2 separate regions of the Mus musculus genome follow, and region 1 is linked to region 2. The links are chromatin loops, found by intact Hi-C in ENCODE. Cell type or tissue: gastrocnemius. All regions are shown on one strand. Links, peaks and the distances in the headings refer to the core of each region. The heading gives the core; the rest is flanking DNA.

What was found. Hi-C counts contacts between places; a loop is a spot of excess contacts. Peaks named below come from ENCODE experiments on the same cell type or tissue, not always from the same donor. Only the 100,000 strongest peaks of a DNase experiment are listed, where the experiment ranks them.
Region 1: a loop joins it to region 2, with 9 times the contacts of the local background. A loop is called at or near these places in 28 of 42 quality-filtered maps.

The regions. Positions count from the first base shown.
Region 1 is chr7:113,766,881-113,778,578 of GRCm38, forward strand. The region is part of intron 1 of Spon1 (spondin 1, (f-spondin) extracellular matrix protein); the gene reads left to right. Among named protein-coding and RNA genes, the nearest start is that of Spon1, 6.7 kb to the left of the region's middle. In gastrocnemius, for the core only: a CTCF peak has its summit at 7,335 (motif pointing right); DNase peaks (open chromatin) are centred at 7,358 and 8,230.
Region 2 is chr7:114,014,921-114,026,618 of GRCm38, forward strand. It overlaps Spon1 (spondin 1, (f-spondin) extracellular matrix protein), which reads left to right. Exons shown (of 16, transcript NM_145584.2): 7 at 1,807-1,871. Among named protein-coding and RNA genes, the nearest start is that of Gm51454, 16 kb to the right of the region's middle. In gastrocnemius, for the core only: no CTCF peak of the experiment used is centred there; DNase peaks (open chromatin) are centred at 5,543, 5,985 and 6,812; H3K4me3 peaks cover 975 bases; H3K27ac peaks cover 785 bases.

The DNA.
Region 1 (11,698 bases), core at 6,046-8,545, 250 kb before region 2:
TCGCTCCAGCTGTTGGCGAGAGTGAAGTACACACACACATTTCTCCTTATCGCTCTCTGGGGAAGAGGGTACTCTCAGGTGGGTCCCAGGTAGGGCATCTCTTCCCATGGTTTTCATCCTCGAAGGAGAGATACCAGCTTCTAGATCAAGCAGGACTCTCACTTCCTGGATGGGTCCCTAACCAGTCTCAGGTTAGGGGAAGGAGGAACCTGAAGGGTCCACAGAAAGATCCCCGAATTACTCTCTTATGTCCCAGGAGAAGACAGAGACCCTTGGATTTCCAGGACAGGTTTCAATGGCAATAGGGTCCTCAAAAACAAACAAACAAACAAACAAACAAACAACCCAACACGGGTAGTCTCTCAATGGAAGGTGGAATGTGACGATAGAAAACAGACCCAGGATTCCCAGAACGCGATTCTGATTCTGGCGGCCTAGACGCTGTGCGCCCTGGGGATGCCCAGCTTTACGCAGCTCAGTAGAGAGTAGGGCTCAGAGCACAGGGAAAGGCAGTACAAGCAGGTGGGCGATTTCTGGCATGACCAACAGCTAGGCCCACACCCACCTGAAGACTCCAGTCACCTCCTCCTCCATCCTCACACTCCCTGCTTAGTAGGTCTATAGGCTCCCCAGATATCTTTTCCTTTTTCTTTCTTTCTTTCTTTCTTTCTTTTTTTTTTTTTTTTTTTAAACAAGCATTAGCTGGCTGTCCCCAGGCAGGACCCTGGGGAAAATTACTATATTTTACCTAGGGTCTCCTCCAGAGCCCTAAGTCTGCTTGGTGCCTGATGGGGAAGAGCAGATCACTGGAGAACTTGGCGGAAGAACTGGGCTTCCAGCTGCTGCCTTCCTGGTTCCCCCAGAGAGTTGCGAGAGGAAATGGTTGGGAGCACTGGGAGAAAGTTTGGGGCAGTACCAGACCCAGCGACTGCACTTCCCAGAAAGTGGCTTCTGTTTTCCTGGTCGGGTTGGTGGAGTTGTAATTCTCCACTCCAAACTATGCACTCAGGCTCCAGGCACCGACTCCCTCAGCCCCTCAGCCCTTGACCAGGATCGGCTTTGTTCCTTAAGGAGTCCACAAGATCCTTCTTTCCGAAGAAAGATGTTGGATTAAAAAAAAAAAAAAAGCTCCCAGCCAGGGAGGAAGCACACAGCTTGGTGAAAGGAGTCTCAGACCTGGCAGTGCAGGACAAACTGATACTCGCCTAACCTGGGGCAGGTCAGACCAAAAGGCAAGAACGCCTCAGGGCCCCCTGCACACAGTCCTGAGTTAACTGGGAAAGCAGAGGGAAAGGGATGACTGGGAATGAGAGGGCCTGGGTTTAGCAGCTGTGTGACTTCGTGCAAGCCATTTGATTTGCCTGAGCCTGTTTCCTAGCCTGGAAAAAAAAAGCTGTGTTCTCATACAAAGGTGAGTGTGTCAAAGAGACAGCAGGTTCCCAAATATTCATTAGTTTAGGTAGAGTGACTTTTCTTTATTGACTTAAAAATGGGGGTTTTTTGTCTCCGCTCATTGCATTCAGTGTGTGCTCTCTTCTGGTTGAAAAGTTTGTCAACATTCCTCCAGTCCAACTACCAGAGAACAAATGGTTGCCCTTTTCTGGCTCCTCATGAATTTATTTAATGAATGAGTGAATGGTGATTTCTTCATACTTGTCTATGACTATTCTTAATTTAAACCCAAGAAGAGGGCGCTCTCTCTCTCTCTCTCTCTCTCTCTCTCTCTCTCTCTCTCTCTCTCTCTCTCTCTCTCTCTGTGTGTGTGTGTGTGTGTGTGTGTGTTGATTTTGGCTAAGCAGGAACATCCTGGAATCCCCTCTCATACCAGTCCTGTTTGGCTGAGCACACACTTCAGCGCTGGGAGGGAGGCACATTCCACAATCACATGTCCAGAGAAGTTCCAGAAGTTTTAGGTAAAGCCAAGGCCTAGCAGAGATGACCTGAGACCAGACCGGGGCCCTGGACTATACCCTTGAGTTTTGAAATATGGTGATACCTGCTCAGGCTGTAGGTGGGGATAACGTCTTTACTCCCTCCAATGGCCAGGATATCTTGAAATAAAGACCTAGGGAGAGGCATGCTAAAATCTTCTGGGTAGGTGTTCTGTAATTAACACAGCAGTTTCAGAGTTATAAAGAAAAGGCACTAGCTTAGTTTGTGACATTTCCCATTAGATTATAGTTCCTTACAATATCACATTAAAGTAAATTTAGTGTCTTCTCCTAAGTGCCTTGACTCAGGTTTTAGACATTAACATCCCCTGGTGTTCCTCTTGCTTTTTAATCCCCTCCCCCCATTTCAGCATCCATCACCCATCACTGTCCTTGGAATCAATGACTCCTTCTCCTCCCTCCTATCTGTGCCCTTTATTTCAGTCTGTCATCCAATAGCATCTGTGCCCCATTGCCCCCCACCCCATTGCCTTTGGCTATTCTAGACTTGAATAAAAAGGTCCCTATTTTAACAAATTGAATCATGGCGCTTCTTCCCCACAGCCTGGGTGAGTTTGGGGCGGTCATTCAGCCTTCTCCAACTAGCTAGTGCGGGTCTGACTTCCTTTTCTCTCCCACCCCTGCTCCCTACCCTCCCTCCCTCTTCCTCTAGCTGCCCCCCACCCCAGTGCTATAATTGTGCTTTAGAAAGCTCTGAAAGGCCCGCTCTGTTTCTGACCAGAGCCTCCTTTGAAAGGCGATTACAGTGATTAAAAATAACAAGTTGAGGATACTCCAGGGGCTTCTCTTCTAGGGCGACAGTTTACAGAGCCAGCCTTTCCCAGATCACAATTTCAAGCCAAATAGCAGGAAATCAGCTGAAATGTTCACGAATTGATTGAAAATCAAGGAGGCTCTTTTGTCTGAGCAAGGTCTGTTTATTGGGAAAATAAAGTCAGGCTGACGAGAGTGTCTTTTTCTAGATGCTCTTTAAAGGGGAAATTTCAAGGAACTTGATGGGAAAAGAATGTTCAAGAGATTTCAAAAGCTAGCCCAACTGCAGGCATAATTGGGGGATTTATTCTACACCCAGAGGGTTGGGGACCTCCAAGGCAGCTTTGCCGTTTCTTCTTTGTCCCAGTTTGGGACACACACTGCCAGTGTGAGTAGGGACCTCAGCCTGTTAGAAAATACATAGGATTTCATGATGCAAACGTTCATGATGGGATTTCTTCATAGTTACTATGTGACTGCAGGCAATCCATGACATGTCTCTAAACCAGTTTCCCTGTCTGTAAAGTGAGGGCATTTGGGGGGAGGGCACCCCCAAAGCATCATGAGGACCGGAAATAAGGATTAAAGAGGTCAGCACACAGTGGGTACAGCGTGTATGTTTGTGTGTGCACATATATAAATACACAGAGATACATGTTATGAGAGGATTCTAACAACAGAGAAGACGTTGTGCTAACTTCTCCTCACTCGGCTCCCTTGTTCCTCACAGTCCTGCAGTTTATTCTGTTCCTGTTTTATAGATGAAACTGAGCACCAGAAAGGCTCCTCACAGTCAAAGTGTGAGACAGGACCCAGCTCTTCACTAGTCCTCTATGCCAACTCTTAACTGACTTGGGAGTAGAAGCAGTTTACTGGGCTAGCCTCAGCCTTCTGAGTAGTGAGACTTCCTTGAAGGGGAACTGAGTCAACAAATTTTGGCAATCACACCAGGGGACACAGAGTCATAAAGCAATGGAGTCTTCCAGCACTTCCTCCTTCTGTCTTCCTTTTTAAATAGACTTCAGTATTGCCTTTCCCCATAAGCAGAGGTTCAGTTTAGGCCATGCAGGACCTCCTCAGTCTTGAATGGATTCTCTTCATGAGAAGGCAAAGTAGGTGGGGGACAAAACCTAACCTGATAAGTTGTTTCATTTACATGCAGTTGTTTTATAACTAGGCTTGCAGATGCTTGTATTTGAGCATAATGTATGTAGGAGCTGAGAAACTTAAGCTGGGAAAGACCCTCTTAAATAAATGATTTCTTTTGTTGTGGTTTGCTTTTCTAAAGAGCGATCCCATCTCTCTCCTGTTCTTGTATTATTCCTTCCTTTTATTATGTGATTTTTAAACTCTAAATTATTGTCCCCCTTTAATAAACATTTACTTCAAACTGATAATAAAAACCAAAGGATACCGTGCACGTGCTCACATCCCAGGCATCAAAAAAAAAAAAAAAAAATAGCTGAGGGAGGAGGATCATAAGTTTGAAGACAACTTCGAGATATATAGTGAGAACCTGTCTGGAAAACTCAGAAGGGAAAACAGAATTCAAAAGTTGCCTCAAGTCCAATGTTTAAAGATTATAAAGGTTGCTTATGGCTTTGTGTTTCAGGCAGTGAGGAAACATCAAAACATATAAAGCAAGGCATATCTAATTTAAGTTTTTCAAAGTTTACAACCTGAGCGCTTTCTCAAGCCCAGGTAAGCCCATCCCAGCCGACTCTTTTAACCGGAACCATAGGCTAGCAGGAGATACAGGTGCCCGGGAAGTTTACTACCACATCACTCATTTACAGTCTTTACAGAATAGACATAACCAAGCTAAGAGACCCCCAAACAAATGATTTCAGCTGAGATCAATGGAAAGCCAGCCGAGACTTCACAGTGTCAGGCAGGAACCCAGGCTCCTTCTGCCTCATTGCTCTTCCCTCTTCTAGGTCTCTGCTAACCAACAGGTAGCTGCTACCACAGCAAGACCATTACATACCGTATGTATGATAGTCTGAGATAAGATATGCTGGAATGTTATTGAAGGGGTCATGTGAATTCGTGCATGGCTCTTATTAACAACTTTCAAGTGGATCCTATATTAAAATGAAATATATATATATATATATATACATATATATATATATATATATATATATCAGTCAAGTTAAAGAGCATATGTTGCTAACATTAATTTCACCCATTTTACATATGTGTCTTTCTATTGGATGCTAGCCAACACAACTGAGCTTCAGGTTGCTTTATTGGACCTCTCTCTCCAAGGATCATTGTAGCCAACTTGCTCTCACATCCAAGCTCCATGTAGCATATCGTGTTGAGGAGAGGGGTTTATTTTATTTTTTTTTAAGATTAAGGAAAAATAGATTCGGGGGAACAATCAGTAGAATAGTGTTTATCAATCTGTGGGTTGCAACCCCTTTGGTGTCAAATGACCCTTTCACATGGGTCACCTAAGACCAGCAGAAAACACAGACATTTACATTCAATTCGTAACAGTAGCAAAACTTCAGTTATGAAGTCGCAACAAAGATAATTTTATGATTGGGGGGGTCACCATAACACGAGAAATTATATTAAACAGTCACAGTATTAGGAAGGTTGAGAACCACTGAATTAAAAAGTGCTCTGTTTTCTTTTTTTAATTGCTTAAAAAAAATCTTTGTGTTTGAGTGTTTTGCCTGCATATGTTATGTGTACCATGTGCATGCAGTGCCTGCAATAGCCAGAAGAGGGCATTTGATCCTCAGGAACTGTAGTTAGAGACAACTGTGAGCTAACACGTGGTTGCTGGAAACCAAACCCAGATCCTTTGAAAGAGCAGCCAGAGCTCTTAACAGCTAAGCCACCTCTCAGCCTGTCCCAGGCTTTTAATGAAAGTCATACTCCTTCCATGAATGAGAATTCAGTGAAGGGTTTCTAGATGGGCTCTGTGCAGCTCTGAGCTGATGTTCCGGCTGAATCCATAGACAGAGAAAGAGGTATAGGACATGTGTTTGTAAGTATGTGTGCGTGGTTTGTGTGAGTCTGTGCATATGAAAATGTTGTCTTTATGTAAGTGTGCATAGGCAGCCTATTCCATCTTACTTTTCCCTCAACAAAGGAGGAATCAGAAAAAAGAAAAGGAAGGAAGGAAAGAGGGAAGGAAGAAGTAAAAAGACCAAGAAAGCAATGGCCACGTGTGGGATGAGAAAAGAAAAAGCCACAGGGTAGACATTCAGAATAAAAATGAACAAAATAATTTGAATGCAGTGACTACCTATCCTACCCAAGGCTGAGATTCGAGAGGCATATGGAAAGTCTAAATCACTTAAGTCAAAATTATCCCTTCACGATCCCTTGAAACAGTGCATTGCATACACCACGGAGAGCAGCCCCAGTCTGGTCTGATTTATGTGCCTCTCCAAATATTTCCATTAGCGGGGAAGAGAAGGAAGCTGGCATTTCTTGGTAAGTCCAGTGCTGTTCTCCCTCCAGCACTGGAAGTGATCTGCGCTTCTTCAATTGCAGAGAAAGCTCTTGGTTTCTCCTCCTTAAATACTGGCAGGCAAGTAAGTCCTTACCATGTGATTGTGAGGGAAACTGAGGCCACGTGGCATGCTCAGGAGCATGCAGTTAGTGGAGTGGAGTCTACCTACCTAGAGTCATGCGCGCGTGTGTGTATGTGTGTCTGTGTGTGTGTGTGTGTGTGTGTGTCCCCACCTCATCTCTTTCTCTAATTCATCTACCTCAGAACATCTAGAATTAGACTCTCACAAAAACTCCATAAGATGCTGGTAAATCTTTGCTGGCATAAAATGTCCCATCTTCCCAAAGGTCTTCTGAGGCTCAGACAGGTCGAGGCAAGGAGTGAAGCGCCCCCCTACAGGCCCCCCGCCCCAAGTCTTTTGCCAGCAAGCTCCAGGTATCTGACATGCTCAAACTACCATGGAAATTTAGAGAAAGGATGGCGGCACGCAGGTTCTAGGGTTTACAACTTGTGTGAGAGAGATCAGAGGAGACTTTCAGGAACCAGGCATCCGGTGGAGTTGGGGGAGGGGAGGAGGAAGTGGGTGGAGCTAGAATCAGGATCCAGTTGAAAATAATGGCCAGGTGCTCTGCGCCGCCCCACCCACTTCTCCTCTTCGCCTCTCTGGGCTTCTTAATCACTCTCTGAAAGCAAATGGGAAGAAACACCAAGGGACATAGTTTTGCTCCTAGACTTCCATATGACTGATTCATCCCCTCTAAGTCTTGGGTATTAAGTCGCATCTATAAAGAGGCTTCTCTGACCACCACTTTATGTTTCCCATTGGGTTCCCCCCCCCGATTTATTTTCTTCGCGCCCTGAAGCTCTCTCTGAAATAATCATGTTTATCATCTGCCTCCTCTATCTAGAATATGCGCTTTATGAGAGCAAAGCCCTTGTCTTTCTTATTTTATCTCCAGTACCCAGAATTATGTATGGCCAGCAGGCATTAAATCATTATTTGTTGGGGGGGGGGCGCCATTTAAACCCAAAGGTTCCGGTGTAAGATCTGCACCCTCTCCTTCTTAGATCAGCTAGACTAGGGAAATCATATCTTCCTCGACCGGAAAGGTGAGCACCAGAGGATGGCACTGGAAGAAGTCAAGGCTGTCCAGAGGGTGGCAGCAGAGAGAAAGAACAGCTGTTGCCCTGGGACAGGCTGGAGGTGGGTGACCTGCAGATGCATGCAAGGAGAGGGCGACTCTTTGAGAGAGGCTGCAGAAGTGAGGAGCAAGGCGACAGAGGGTAACAGGCAGAGGGAGGGGCTGCTAGCCCACACCTGCGCTCTCAGAGCAGACACTCAAGCCCAGACACAGACTGTTAAGGTGAATTTTCCTGAAACCATCTGTAAGGATTGGCAAACCCAGCAAAGGATTGGCTTTCAGGACTATATATTTTTTCTTTTCTATATTTTCCATTTCCTATGCTTCCCCAACACCACCTATCTTGTCTTCAGTCTCAGTATCCCACACTATGGTCCTATTCTGTTCCTGAGGAATACCCTGTTTCCTTTATACGTCAGTGGCTTCTGGAATTATGTTATAGTAAGATGAAACTGAAGAGCACACCTCTGGCATACACTCAGGGCTGGTACGATCCTCTGCCTTGGTGACGTGGAAGGGGTGCAGAGGACAACCAAGAGCCCCTTTGGGCAGCAACGCTCACAGCCTGGAGAAGTTAGAGCTACGCTGACCTCACCGTTCTTCTCAGCTGCCTCCCATTGGACGTCCACACATCCTCAGTCCCTTGATCTTTGAAATCACACAAAATAAGGTGTTTCCTTGGCCATATGTCAGCCCTTGCAGTGCATATGGGTAAATAGCGCTCTACCCTGGCTTCTCTTCTGACTAAAATGCCATGTCCTATTTCTTCAGTCATTCCTATGGGAGACATTCCTTCTTCCTGTGCTTTGTACTCCAGATGTGCTCTGATAGGGACAGAATGGTTTTCTTCCTGTCCTGGACACTGTGTGTGTGTGTGTGTGTGTGTGTGTGTGTGAGCTTGCCAGGGCTGTGTTTGCTTTCTTGGCAGCCCCGTCATGCTCTGGAATCACGCTCAACCTGCAGCCAACTCTGATGCTTGCTAGTTTCTTGGAAGGTTGCTGTGCTTCCTAACTGCTATGGGTTGTGCATCTATGGATAATATTTCCAAAAGGTCTACAGGGGCTTTGGTCTCCAGGATGCTGCTGTAGGGAGGTGCTGTAACCTCTGAGGAGATGCGGTCATACCTCCAGTCTCTCACCTTCTCCCTAATTCGTAGCTCATGTTCTGAGCAGATTTTCCTACCACATGCCCTTGCCATAATGGAGAACTCCCACAACAGACCCCAAACCATGGTGCCATGAGACCCTGTGCTATATCCCCAAAACTGTAACCTAAAATGACTTGTTTCTCTGCTAACTGTCTCTGATGCTGTGTTACTGTAAGAGAAAACTGGTAGATTAGCCTGTGCTGTGACTGGTCAGCTTGGAGAGGGAATTGTGACAAGGTCTTGTTTTTCTCTATAAACCTAAGCCAGCCTCTAACTCAGGAACCTCTTGCCTCAGCCCCCAGCCTCTGAACTGAGATTATAGGCTTGTGTGCCCCACCCCGACCCCAGCCCCACCCTGAACATATTTGATGTGCTTTCCCATTGAACTTCTAGCATAATTTCTGGTCAGTCATTCATGATTCTGTCACAGGGAGGTTTACCTACATAATGTTGTTTTAGACTAGCCACAGTTCTTATAAACAGGCCTAATGAGCCTTTATCTAAACTGCTCGTTGGAATCTTGAGCAGACTAGAGCTTAGAACTGAGATCATAGCCACCCTTTAAGGTCTTTGCCTAAAGCTTACATCTGGTTCAGCACTTTGAAGTAAACATCCTGTTGTCACCCCAATGACATTTGTCAACTGATTGCCATCTCCCGGTCACTCACCCCAGTATACTTATGAATACAGTTTCCTAGGTCTTATGGTGTGACTCTAAAATGCCCCTTGCGGTTTTGTGTACCTAAGGCCTGATTGACAACCAATGGTCTTTGAGGAAGTAATTGGACCCTGAAGACTCTGACCTAATTAGTGATTGATTCACTGAAGGATTCATGATTTAATGACAGCATAGGTAACCATATGTTCTCATTGCATTTCTGTTGCTATGATAAAATACCCTAACCGCTCGCTCCTCCAAAAGAAATTTAGGGGAGACAAGATTTTTTTGGCTTACAAGTCTAGGTTGTAGTCCATCATTGTAGGAAGTTAAAACAGGAACTTGAGGGAGCAATTCATGTCACACACATTCAAGAGCAGAAAGAGAGTGCATGCATGCATGTTAGTGCTCATGTAAGGCTAGGTCTCTCTGGTCTTACACAGTCCAGGGCCCAAACCAGGGAACCCTGTTGCCTACTTTGTAGCTGGGTCTTCATACACATTGGTTAAAGACAATCCCCACAGACACGTTCACTGCCCACCCTGATCTAGATAGTCCCTTCCAGAGACTTTCTACCCAGGTTTTGGGTTCTGTCAGAATTAACTCTCACAGCCTGGTCAGATAAAGCAGGTCACTGGATGTTCCGGAGGAGTGAAAGGAAAAGTGTGGGCTCAGATCCTCAAGATGGAAGGACAGAGGGCAGGGACTCAGGGCAAAGAGAACAGATAGAGGAAGAGGGAGAAGGGGGAAGCGAGCAAAGGAGAGGGGAGCAAAGGGGCAAGATGGAGGGACAGAGGGCAGGGACTCAGGGCAAAGAGAGCAGATAGAGGAAGAGGGAGAAGGGGGGAGCGAGCAAAGGAGACGGGAGCAAAGGGGCAAGTGCAGGGGGGGGGGGGTTGTCCCAGAGAGAAGTGGGACAAAGGACTGCCTCTAGATAGAGGGAAGACAGACTTGGCATATAGGAAAATGGCACGTTATAAAGATACAAGGATGTTAGGATAGGGTGTTTAATTTTAATTGGCCATGTTAGTTAGGTGAGCCAAAGGGGGCTTTTTATTGCTGGACTTCAATACTTTGAGAGCTGGACCTTGGTTGTCAGCCTCAGGAGAAGGAAGTGGCCAAATAAAAATGTAATCTAACATTTTAGCAAGGTCGTGGGGGGGGGGTGTTGCGGGGGAAGGGCAAGCCATGCTTGCCACATTCAAGCTGGCCAGAGTCGCTTCAAAGAATCTGTCTTGTCTATGTGTCTATGTCTCCTCTCCCTCTCCCTCTCCCTCTCCCTCTCCCTCTCCCTCTCCCTCTCCCTCTCCCTCTCCCTCTCCCTCTCCCTCTCCCTCTCCCTCTCCCTCTCCCTCTCCCTCTCCCTCTCCCTCTCCCTCTCCCTCTCCCTCTCCCTATTCTTCCTTTTCTCCTCCCCCTCCCCCTCCCTTCTCTTACCCCCACCACCTGCTTCCTGGCTACCATGGGGGTAAACAGCTCCTTCTAGCTTGGCTTCCTCCCCTGATGCTTTTCCCCTGCCACAGGCCTAACAACAGTGGAGCTAACACATGCAGATGGACAGAATCCTTAGAAGCCATGAACCCCAAAAGAACCCTCTCCTTTCATTGGTTTTCCTCAGGCATTTTGTCACAGTCTCTTAGACGGCACTTAGACGGCTGGGATTCCTACAGTCCATGCAGATTTGCCTATGCTTTGCTTCCAAGTCAGTCAGGAGCTTTTCATTGCAACCAATAGGACAGCATCAATTAACCGGGACAAGGGACAGGGCACAGTGATCCCCATATTTGGGCAGCCCAGAGCTGGGTCTGGCTTTAGGCATAAATGGAGCTGGGAGCACAGACTCATCGCCCATCTGCCTACCTGCTCCGTGTTTCTTCCCCTTCCCACCCTTCCCTTCCACCTGGTTTGCTCTCTTTCATTCTTTATCTATTAGCTGGGCTTCCGGCTATTGCCTTCCTTATTTTCTTTATTATAAATAAATTTTCTCCAAATGACAGAATGGCTATTTGCCAACAACCTTTAGTGAAGACTCTCTTGGCTAGTTCTGTGACTAAAGAAGGGCCCCTACCCTTTAACTCCAAGATGAAGCATCCCAGGGAAGTGGGTCCTGATCAGCTCAGCGTGAGGCACATCCCTGGAGACTAGGGCACGGAGGCAGACTGGATCTGGGCTCAGTTGATGGTGTTTATGGAGGGAGACAGGGGATTGGCCACATGGTCAGGGTAGGAGGACCCACAGGGGTCTCCTTCAGTTTCCTATCTTCGTGTGTATAGCCTGACATACTGCTGATCTCTCAAGAATAGCTTCTTATTTGTGCAAGTCAGCCATCTATTGCAGTAGCAACGTGTCTGAGACAATCAACTTTCTAGACAAGATGTTGGCTAGCATCCATTCGTGGTCAGGTGACTCTGCCTGTCTTGGCTTGTGGCACCATAGCATATTATGGTGTGAGAATGTGTCACCTGGGGATTCTTGTTTGCTTCATAGTAATGAGAGAGAGAGAGAGAGAGAGAGAGAGAGAGAGAGAGAGAGAGAGAGAAAGCGAGCGACAGACAGAGAAACAGAGAGACC
Region 2 (11,698 bases), core at 4,474-6,973:
AAATGTTCCACAATAAGTGCATGCTATTGGGGATTAGGGGGGAGTGCGGGGGTGGGGGATCCATGTGGTCCAAGCACGGTAAAGAAGACATGTCCATGGAGAGCTGCTGATGGCTCAGGGTGGGGAATAGCTCGGCCAGATTTGTGGATATGAATGCAGAGGGTATTGGGTCCTGTCTGGGACGAGTGGCAAGAGATAGAGGGAGCTGGCAATGTTCCTCAGATGCTCAGGTATCTAGTGTGTGTGACTTGGGTACAGATGGGCCCTCTGGAGTGGATCCAGAGGCCGAGGAGGGCCCCATGAGGACATCGTAGGAGATGCAGAGCCGGCCCGTCTTGTGTCTTGACTCTGTGGTGGACAGCGCCTGTTAGCCCCTCCCCAAAAGACACATTGTAAACAAACACACAAATCCTCTAGGATAAATGGAACCACTCAGGAGGCCAGGACATGCTTTTCCTGAAGACCTGTGTGTGCATGTGGTTGTCTTCACTCCTGAGTGTGTGGTTGTCTACAGTCCCAGTGATTCCTTCCTCCACACACGCAGCCTAAGGAAAGCAGAAAGAGGCTGTGAACTCAGTCTTTGTCCCACCTCCTGCCCTTCTGCTCACCCAACCCAAGCCACCAGAGGTCCAGACTGAGTTGGCTCTAGATAAAGCCCCACTTCCTCTCAGAGGCCTATGCATGACCCTTCCCCGTTTGTAGTCAAGGTCCTCAGATAGAGGAAGGTTTTTATAATGTTTGTCTGGGGGACTCCTCTGGTTCCATACTTTCAGCTTTCATAGTGACTGCTCTTGGAGTCCCAGGGAGATGTTCACCAATAAATTCTAGGCACCTACTGCTGAGTATGGCTCTGAGGTCTGGGGAGTAGCTATGGGGCAGCCAAGCAAGGCTCTGCCCCCATCCCCACCCCCATCCCCACCCCCATCCCAACCTGGAGCTCTGTACAGTTATCAGCCCAGCTCTTCCCCGCCTCAGTTGGTGACATTGTATTTTCCCTATGTGTTATGGTTGATAGTGTCTGAGCTACTGGGCCCAAGCCAGGGGTAGGCAGCTACTGGAGCCAGCCAACTCCAGTCAGAGGAGATCTCCATTAAGGATGAATCTGAGCTATGCAAACTGCTCCTGACACCCTTCACTGGAAGTGTAACCAAGAGTAAAAATCCAACTGAATCTCAGTGTCAAGTCAAGCAAGATCCGTAGGATTCCGATCTTTGTCTCATGATGACCACATAATGTTTGCCTTCAAAATATTCATTCTCAAATTCTTTCTCAGAAGTTATTTGAGGTGCCCCATAACTTAATGATGGTCTATACACTGTCTAATCAAAATAGAGCAGAAGCCACAAAGGGACTAGGTCGGAGGGCTTTGTTCTGACCTCCTTGTCTGGGGGGAAAGGGTCTCTACAGCAGGAGAGTGGCTCAGGGTGACAAGTACTCTGGTTGAAGGGTTGGCTGCCTTACAGAGTTGGATGACGAGTGTTGGCCTGGTCTCTGTGTCTGAACCCTAAGCTTGTGACTCAGCCCTTTATGCTGAACAAATAGGGAAGTCTAGCCAATAGAGGTGAACTCTGGGTCACAGCTCGATCTCGTGGGGGATGGGCTAGACTAAAGAACCAAGGTGTGACTGAGTGGGATTATCCATAGCCAGACTAGGAACACTCAGTGCCACCTCCTAGTGTAGCTGGCATGAAATGGCTCACAGCACATGAAGAAATAAAAAGGGAACAGACAACCGTCACCGTGCTAAATTCCTCCTGTTGCCAGAAGCCCAGCTCTCTACATTAACCATGTGTGGTTCTCTTGCAGAGTGATGAAGTCCTCACTGTCATCAAAGCCAAAGCCCAGTGGCCAGCCTGGCAGCCTGTCAATGTGTAAGTAGCAAACAGACACTTGTCCTCCCTGTCTCATCCTAGCCTTGTCCTAGAAGCCACTTAGCTCATGGTCACTTAATATTGGTTGTGCCATTAAAGTTAGCAATAACTCTCAGATGAGCAAGCCAAGGAAGTATTGCCCATGTGGGAAACCTTGTCTTCTTGGGACTACAGGTTTGGCCTCTGCTTCACCAGTTCCTCCATCCACCACAGAAGACCCAACTGATTAACCATGGCATGTTCTCTTGAGCTCACTCTAAGCGATCCTGATTCATGGGAAACCACATCTGTACTGGTCTCAGTTCTCAGACCCTCTCTTGTCTCTGTCAGCTATGTCCCTTGAAGAGTTTATCTGCCCTGAAGACTTTGATGGTCCAAGGGGATGCTGCCAGTTTCAAACTATCATAATCCCAGATGGGTGGGTAGATGACCAATTATAGATACTAGATGATGGATGGATTAGACATATAGATAGACAGACAGACAGACAGACAGATAGATAGATAGATAGATAGATAGGATTGATAGGATAGAGGGAGGAGAGAGAGAGAGAGAGAGAGAGAGAGATCAGTTTGAGGAGTACCTTTCCATAGATGGCCCTTATTGAACTTAAACTCCTCGTTTCCAAAATGGAACTCCTCACATTGTCTTCACCCTATTCTTAACTGTGCATGTTGGGTAGTGCGTGCCTTAAGTCCCAGCACTTGGGAGCCAGAAACAGATGGATCTCTTTGAGTTTGAAGCCAGCCTGGTCTACGTAGCTAAGTTCTAGGTTAAGTGGGGCTATACAGTAAGATACTATTTAAAAAGAAAAATCACCAACAAACAAGGAACTCTACTCCTCTTTGTGCGGGAAAACATCTGAGGTGCAGTGGCTCACAAAGCCTTGCGCGGTCTCCTCACTCTTCCGAAAGCCGGTCATTACCTGGCTCCCCCCCCCCCCACCCCCAGCTAGTCAAGCGAGCACCAACCTTTCCTTCCTAACCTGCTTCAGCGCATTCCATAGTTTCCCATAATCCAATTCGTCAACTATGCTGTTATAGGTGATCTGTTAGGAATCCAGACCTGCTGTGTTCCCTCTTCTTAGCATCTTCCTATCCCCAAAATGTGCATTCAGGAAGGGAGGGGTGTCTTTCCCAATCAACATCCACAAGAGCCCAGGTACCTCAGCGGGTACTGAGAGGAATTCTCTCTGTCTCCTCTCATGGTGACCCTGATAAAGTTGTGCCCCCTCTGTGACGGGCCCGCATTTGAGGGCATTGGTCCATTTGAGAGCAGAACAGGAATATCGGACATATCCAGATGACGGGCCCTAACCCACCTCCTCCCTTCATAACAAGATTCCTCAGACTCATTTTCTCACTTTCTAACACACTTCTTTCTTCTAGTCAAGCTTTTAATCAGCCTGAAATTAATAGCATAATATCAGTAATAAATTGACTCTTGTCTCACAATGACAGGAAACAAAATCCGACCTCCGCTTTACCCCGAATCCGTCAAGCAATGACAACCTAAACACTTCATTGATTCAGTCTATACTTATTAAGATCCGAAGAATGGCTCCATCGAGGGGGATGGGGATACTGTGGTGAACGGAACTCTTCCCGGGGGCCTGCAGTTCAGTGGGGAAAGATATTTAGCGAACGTAACCTATATGTAAGGGAAAGTCCTGGCTAGGTCAGGATGAAGAGGAGGATAGCACTTTCAAAGCGTTAAAAGGCTTCTAGTTTCTGCGTAACTAGATGCAGAAATCAAAGATGAGCCCTTGTGTGGAGCCAAGTTATGCAACATGAAAAATTTAAGAGTGGTAGGGTGGTCAGGAGGTTGGAGTAGGAGAAACATGGTCAAGGGACATTATATAGTTGTGTGACAATAGCCTTGTGACATCCAGTCCTCTGTACCAACAGAAGAAAAAGCTTGTTTTCATTTTTATTTTAAAACACTTATTGAAGAGTTTTCAGCAGAAGACTGTGATCAGACAGCATTTGAAAATCAAAAGGCAATAGCCATGTCAAGGTTCCGATATGAAACGCTGAATTAGGTGGGAAGTGCAGGCAGGCAGCTGCACAGAGCCAGGAGAGAGGTGTGGGCCACTTCTGAAGGGAGGGTGGGTAGGAGCGGGGAGCAGACAGGTGCAGAGGTGAGCAGTAGCCCGTCAGGCTGACAGCTGTGGAGACAGACTGAGGGGGAAGTGAGGGAGGCAGAATGGTCAAATGCTTCTCAGGTGTGGAGCTGGCCCAGTCATGGAACTGGGAACCCTGCCATGACTGAGGTCATTAGATGAAGGTTAATGGGAAAGCCCATGAGAGCAGCTCTGCCTATGACATGTTGTTAAGATGCCCTAAAAGGTGAAGGCCAAGTGCCCAGTTAGGACCTAGCTCTGAATTTCAGGGTTCAGAGTCTCTGCAGATGCATAACTGAGTCAAGGGTAAATCAGAGACTGCCCAAAACCAGGGTCACTTGACAGCGCGGGGGTGGGGGGGTGTGGAGGTTAAGAATAAGGCTTAGGACAGAGCCCCCAAGAGCCCCCACTCTTCATGGTAAAGCCTTGGCTTCAAATGAAACCAAAAGAGAACAGCACAAAGGTGCCCAAGGAAAGAGTAGCTCCCTGGAACCCAGGGAAGACTGAGGGACACAGCCAGCTAGGCCCTACCCAGCATGAAGTCAGTCAATAGAGTCACAGACACTAAGCCACTGTGCCCTTCTGCTGTGGGATGGGAGAACCCTGCATGCAGCAGGGGAAACCTTAACCCTGCTGTAGAAGACAAAGTCTGACTTGGTTGTGACGCAGAAGGGAAGAAAATCGAGTTGGATTTGTGTGTGTGTGTGTGTGTGTGTGTGTGTGTGTGTGTGTGTGTGTGTGTTTTGGTGGCTTGGAGGTGTTTTAGGTTTTGGTGACGGGGTTGTTTCTCTCTCTCTCTCTCTCTCTCTCTCTCTCTCTCTGTGTGTGTGTGTGTGTGTGTGTGTGTGTGTGTGTGTGTTACTTCCAACGGGTGAAAGACATGTTGAAATTTGAAAGAAGTATTATATGGGGAATACCTTCCCACACTTTACCTGCCCCTCAGACTTTCTGAGACCCAGTGGAAACAAAGATAAAAAAAAAGGAAGGAAGGAAGGAAGAAAGAAAGAGAGAGAGAGAGAGAGAGAGAGAGAGAGAGAGAGAGAGAGAGAGAGAGAAAGAAAGAAAGAAAGAAAGAAAGAAAGAAAGAAAGAAAGAAAAAACAAAAAATTAATTGATGGCAAACACTCAGTTCACAAACAGCCCAAACCTTTCCACCCCACACTATGGGCTCATTTAGGGAAAGGAATTTTCCTTTGATTTTCCCAAACCCTCTATTCCCCTTTCCTTTCCAAATCTCATTAGGAAGTCAAATTAGGAAGCCTGCACGAAGCCAGGTTTTGTTTTGCACTAACAACCCCGCCCCCCCACCACCCCCATTCTCCCCCCCCCCCCCATCCCCATCCCTGCAAGTCTGATGGAGGTTAATGGGATTCCAGCCTCTTCACCCAGTGGAAAAGCCAGGGTGACCTACTTTGCAAAGCACTGCCTGTTGAAACTGACTTTTTTTCTCAGCAGTCTTCATCCGCATTCCCAGCACCCCTTCTCAAAGGGCAGGAGCGGATGAACGAATCAACGGTGACATGTTTGATTCAATAAATCAAGCCAGAGCCCTGACAGCCCAATGTTCGGGTAGAGACAGGGAAAGACGAATTCCGAGCAAAGCCGCATCCTTCACTGGTTCTTTGCAAACACAAGTGAGAAACAGTTCCTGCAATCATTGTGAATTTGCACTACTCCAGGGTGGTCTGAATGCTAAGAATTACCGGAACTTTCAAAGATATTCATCTCCTGGAAAGGACTGGCATTCCCCCTAAATTATTCCCACCCATTCCTCTTGGTTATCTCTTGCTTAGACAATGGCCGGTGTTTGTGAGATCAGCGGTGCAAAGACTGGGTCTACTTCTCCAGAAATGAAACCAGAAACAGCCCTCGGATTCCGAGGTCCCTCTTGCCTCCTCCTAGCAAGAGTCACCTGGGTCCATCGACGCCCGTGGGGTAGTAAAGGAACTCGGACTTGAGCAGGTGGTAGATCTGCATGTCCAGATGGACTTGGAATCCCAAATACCTTCTGGTTAGAAACTAATGTTGCAAAAACTTGACAAACCCTGATCCGCCAGCACCGTGCTTCAGTCTAATGAATGGCTTGGGCGCCCCCTAGTGGCTTAATAGAGTTCCTGCACTTGAGAAAACAAATTGAGACCAAAGTAAAACCTTTTAAAAACTATTACTAGGTAGGTCTCACTGGTGAGGATTTGTAACTTAGAAGGCAAGGACCAGAGTGTAGATTGATCATAAAATCATCTCTCGCCTCTTTTCCTCTGTGGTATTTTGGGAAGTTTTGCTGAAAATGAGGCACTGTACTGTCAGGAACCAATGAGAAGCCATTTCTTCACAGTTAAATACACTGGTCCCATATTGCAGGTTTAGTAACTACAAGGAAAGGTGGGGTTAAAAGCACTCGCTTCTCTGCCCTCATCCCATGCACCTCACCCTCTCAGAGGTCAGGAAAGACATTTCTTCATGTACATATTTATTTTTAATTTATGTGTGTGTAAACTGTTCATAACTTTACTAGGACTGGGTCTTTTTCTCAGAGATGTGGCTTATCACTGTGTAGATGCTGACACTTTTCAATTATGCTGGATGGGGACACTTTTATGACACTCTTATTTTTCTTGGCACCAGAGGTCTTCTGATTCACATCTTAGGTGCCCTCCAGAAAGCTAGAGGCTTGGTCTCCAGCTGTGGCATTCTTAAGAGGTGATGGAAACTTTAAGACTTGGTAAAAAGGCTCACTGGTGGTGGTGCACACCTTTAATCCCAGCACTCTGAGGCAGAGGCAGCTGGAGCTCTGAGTTTGAGGCCAGCCTGGTCAACAGAGTGAGTTCTAGGACAGCCTGGGCTACACAGCGAAACTCTGGGGCAGGGGAGGATGGAAAGAAGTTAGGCCTGTGGAGGTGTGTGCCTGGAACATCTGCTAGGACCCACCTATCCACCCACCCCTCACCCCACCCCAACCCACCCCACCCCTCACCACCTTCTTGTAGCCCCACCATGGTGCACTACGCTGCCCAGTCACAAGGAAATGTGGTCAGGTGACCATGGATTAAAATCTCTGACACCATTAGCCAAAACAAGTTTTTCTTCTTCAAAGACATTTTTCTCCAATGTTTTGTCAGTGGCAGTGGCAGAAAGCCAGAACGAGAGGGTCCATGGAGACTTTTACATTTTGAAATATTTGTGTATAGATATAATGACATGCCTCGGTGACAGGACCCAAATTTCAGCATGCGACAGGTTGCATGCACACCTTTTACAGGAGAATACGTTTGCACAATATTTGAATGCATCTGCCATTTGCCTGTGACCCATCGTGTGGGGTCAAGCGTGGAACTCCCTATTTGGGTTTCATGTTACCGCTCAGGAAGCTTCAGATTTGGGGGGTTTTAAGATTTGTAATACCAAGCAGTTCTGGTCATTACCCACAAGTGTTAACTGATGTTAATTCAATCTGTTTCTTTTGTGGTTGCTTTTCCTGTTTCAAATCTGAGAAAGGAAACATTTCTTTTCTCTTCTTTTCTTTTTATCCCCACCTTGAAAAGTAACATTTCTTAGTAGACACTTTTCTTAAATGTTTGACATTTCTCTACAGTCTGGATATTGGGTTCTAGAGCTGTATGGTGTTCCTTGCAAATCTGATGTTTTGTTTTGTTTTGTTTTTTTTAGTTGATTCAGTCTGACAGCACTTGGTGTCCAGCCTTTCCTCTCTCTCCACTCTGGCCCACTAATTTCTGTTCTACTTCGAAATATCATATTATTTTTAATTAAATTTGTCATATACTGTGGCATGCAATAAGTCTCCCTGCTTAAAAAAGAAAAAATTCACATGTAAATCTTAGATAAAAGAAAAATAGGCCACCAAATTGGCAGAATGTCATATCGTCGTGGAAGACCTGGCACCTAAGAGAGCATAAATAAGAACTTTTATTAAAGTTCGATTAAATTAAAGAGCCCTGGTTCTGGCTAGCACTTCCTAAGAAAAAGTCACACATATGCTTATCCATTTCATTATTTTAAGTAAGGTTTTTATAAGAGAAATAATAAATACTTTGAAGCGACCTTTAATTAAATTTGAAGGTCAAAGGAAATAGGAAAGCTCCACATTCATTTCCTAGATTAATTCATTTATTTCAACAAACATTTGGAAGGAGCCCATTGCATGGTAAGATCTGTGCCAGGCAAGGAATTGTAGCTGAAATACCCCCAAAATGGCCTCTACTCTATAGACTGGGGAGAAAATGACATTAAACAGGAAATTCTGAATGACATATCAGATCAGTGAATGAAGGTAGGTCAGCGGTGCTAAGCAGTTTGGGAGAATGGGGGAAAATTCCCTCATGGAAGCACTGAAGAGCCTGGGGGGAATTTTCTCGTCCTAGATAAGAGAAAGGGGCAAGTTATATCTAAAGATGCTTAAAAAAAAAATTGTTCCTATATCCTGTGCAGTCAGAATTGCCGTGCTACTCAACTGAGGGCAAGGCGTTTGGGAGTCTGGCTTTTCCATCCCTTGAAGTCTTTAAGCAGCCACACTGGTTGAAAAAGCTTCTGTGAGGGCTGGTTGTTGAGTGATGTCTTAGCTACTTTTCTTGTTGTAACCAAACCCGGTCAAAAGGAACCTAAGAAAGGAAAGGTGTGTTTTTGACTCATGGCTTCGGGAGATACTGTTCATCTTAACAGGAAAGGTGCAATAACCGGACCGTGAGATGCCTGTCACAGGACATCTGCAGCCAGGAAACCCGGAGTTGTGGAGTGAGGCTCAGCTCACTTTTCCTTTATCCCCTTTTGCATTCAGTCAAGGGTGCCAGCCCATGGATGCTCCTTCCCACATTCAGGGAGGTCCTCAATTAAGATCTGGAAACACCTTTGAGAACCTGGTATCCTAGGTGATTCACAAGCCAGTTAAGTTGACATGAAGATTCACCATCACACAAGAAGGTTATGTCTGTCAGATATATAAGTACCAGTTCGTGCTAGGTTGGAGTCAGGGTGGTTCCTAACGCTCTAGATTCCGTAGGAGATTTGTCTCCTTAGGTTGTCACTGTGAATCCTGACACTTGTGGCCTTCAGGAGATGAATAACCGTCTCTGAAATTACATACTTATGGAGATGGGGAGACAGTGAGTGGGGTAGTCTGTGTGGCAATGGAAAGGGGGGGGGAGGGCAACATTCCCAAAGGATGTGAGACAGGCACTGCAAGACAGAGCAGTCACTCAATACAAAGCTGAATGGGTAGCGCCACAGTTCCCAGGCTGTAGGATGGTGGTAACACACGCCTTTAATCCAGGGCTTGGGAGGCAGAGGCAGGCAGATCTCTGAGTTTGAGGCCAGCCTGATCGACAGAGCGAGTTACAAGAGCTAGCAAGTCCAAGCTAGGGCTATACATAGAAACCCTGTCTCTATTGAATGAAAGAGAAAGAGAGACTGACAGACAAACTGCTGAGGCTAGAGAGAGAGCTTAGTCAGCAAGCCAGAAAAGTACAAGTTCAAATGTTAGGTGTAATACCACATGCTTATGATCCCAACTTAATGGAGGGAGAAATAGGTGAATGCTTGAGGCTTCCTAGCCAGCCAGCCTAGCCTACTTGGCAAATTCCAAGACACAGAAATCTTATCCGCCCCCACCCCTGCAAAAGGACAGCTGGACAGCACATGAGAAACCACACCTGGGGTTGTCCTCCAGCCTCTGTATATACACACAGACATGTTCCCAGCACACATGCACATACTCTTTCTACACCTGTGCATGCCACATACACAAAGAAGTTATTGGAACCACTGACCCACAATCCAGAGGAATTCTCCCATCTGTGCCTAATCATACAGAAAGACAGGCATGTCTGCAGTAGGTATCTTAGTCACTGTCCTATCTTCATGACAAAGCACCATGTCCAGGTCAACTTATAAAAGAAGCATTTAATTGGAAACTAAAAGGCTAGTCCATGGCCATCACAGACGGGAGCACACTGCCAGGCAAGCACAGTGCTACAGAAGTAGCTAAAAGTCCTGGTCCAAAAGGAGACAGAGAGAGAAGGACTGGGCTTGGTGTAGGCTTTTGAAACCTCAAAGCCCGCCCCAGTAGAACACCTCCTTCTACAAGGCCACACCCCCTAACCCTTCCCAAACAGTTCCACTCTCTGGTGACCAAACATTCAAATAGATGAGCCTGGGGGGGGGGGGGGCTATTCTTATTCAACATACGCAGGTGGGTAGTCTTGAATAAGAGCTTTGAGACCCAAATGGTGAGCAGGATCTTCAGGACCAAGAGACACTAAGGCCAGTTCAGTCACCACCAGATACACATGTATTCAGTTAGCTCACCAGGGTCCTCCATACCTGGGGAACACTGGCAAAGCCAACTCCTAAGGAGCTCCTAGCCTAGAAGGAGAGAAAGAATTGTGAGGAAGCCATTACAATGATAGGACTGGCTACAGAGGCCTGCAGGGCATGCAGGAATAGATAGACTGGGGCTCTTGCCTCACCCAGTGGGTCTGAAAGGCTCCTAGACAAAGTGACACATGAAAGGCTTGAAGGAGAAGTAGTTTCCAACCTTGAGCTGCAGGAAGACTACCTATAGAGCTTGCTGAAACCAATGGCTGGGCCCTACCCCAACATCCCTAATTCACCAAATTTGTGTGGAACCAGTTAACCTTCCTTTTGATAAGTTCCCCAGGGATGCCAAGGACCTACACTTTCCAAAGTACAGAAACAAATGCCACAGCCCTGCTCCTAGGCTGGTGTGGCCAGGCACAGGGAGTCTCTTGGAGAGTGGACTTGGGCAACATCATCTGGCCCTTGTTCTCCTGCTGGTGCTGAAGCCCCTAGACAGGTAACAACTACAGTGACATCTACTCAGAGAGGTCTCGCCCATCCCTTCTCTGATCTCACAGGGAACCCACGGTGCTTTTCTCTCAGCAGCAGAGCAAGCTGAGAGCTCAGCCCAACTGCTCCAGACTACAGGAATTTCAGATTTTAAAAACTGAATAACGGGCTGGTGAGATGGCTCAGCGGTTAAGTGCACTGACTGCTCTTCCAAAGGTCCTGAGTTCAAATCCCAGCAACCACATGGTGGCTCACAACCATCCTTAATGAGATCTGATGCCCTCTTCTGGAGTGTCTGAAGACAGCTACAGTGAAATACATATAATAAGAAATAAATAAATCTTTTAAAAAACTGAATAACATTGATATATACATAATGAGATATCTCAGGGATGGAACCCAGGTCTAAACTCATTTGTTTCATATACACCTTATTGCACAGCCTGAAGATAACTTTGCACAATGTCTCATTTAATTCTTTAAATTAGCATACAAAATTTCATTACGAGATTTTCATGTAACTGTGTCACGGTTTGTTCAAATTCATCTCACTCCACCATTATCTGCCCCAGTGTTCCCTGGTACATCTCTCGCTGGTTCCTCTCAGCTCTGGCCTTCTGCTTTCATAGCACATGTAGAACTCCTTCATCTTCCCTCCCACTTACGATTACCTCATCTTTCCTCATGATCCCCTTTCTAGTTCCATGATCTACACACACACACTCACTCACTCACTCACTCACTCACTCACTCACTCACACACACACAAGAGCACACCTAATGAGAGAAAAACTGCAGCATTTGTGGCATTTGTGACTTTGGTTTATTTTGTTTAACATAATGAATGCTTTCTGGTTTGGTCCATTTTCCTGCAAATGTCATGGCT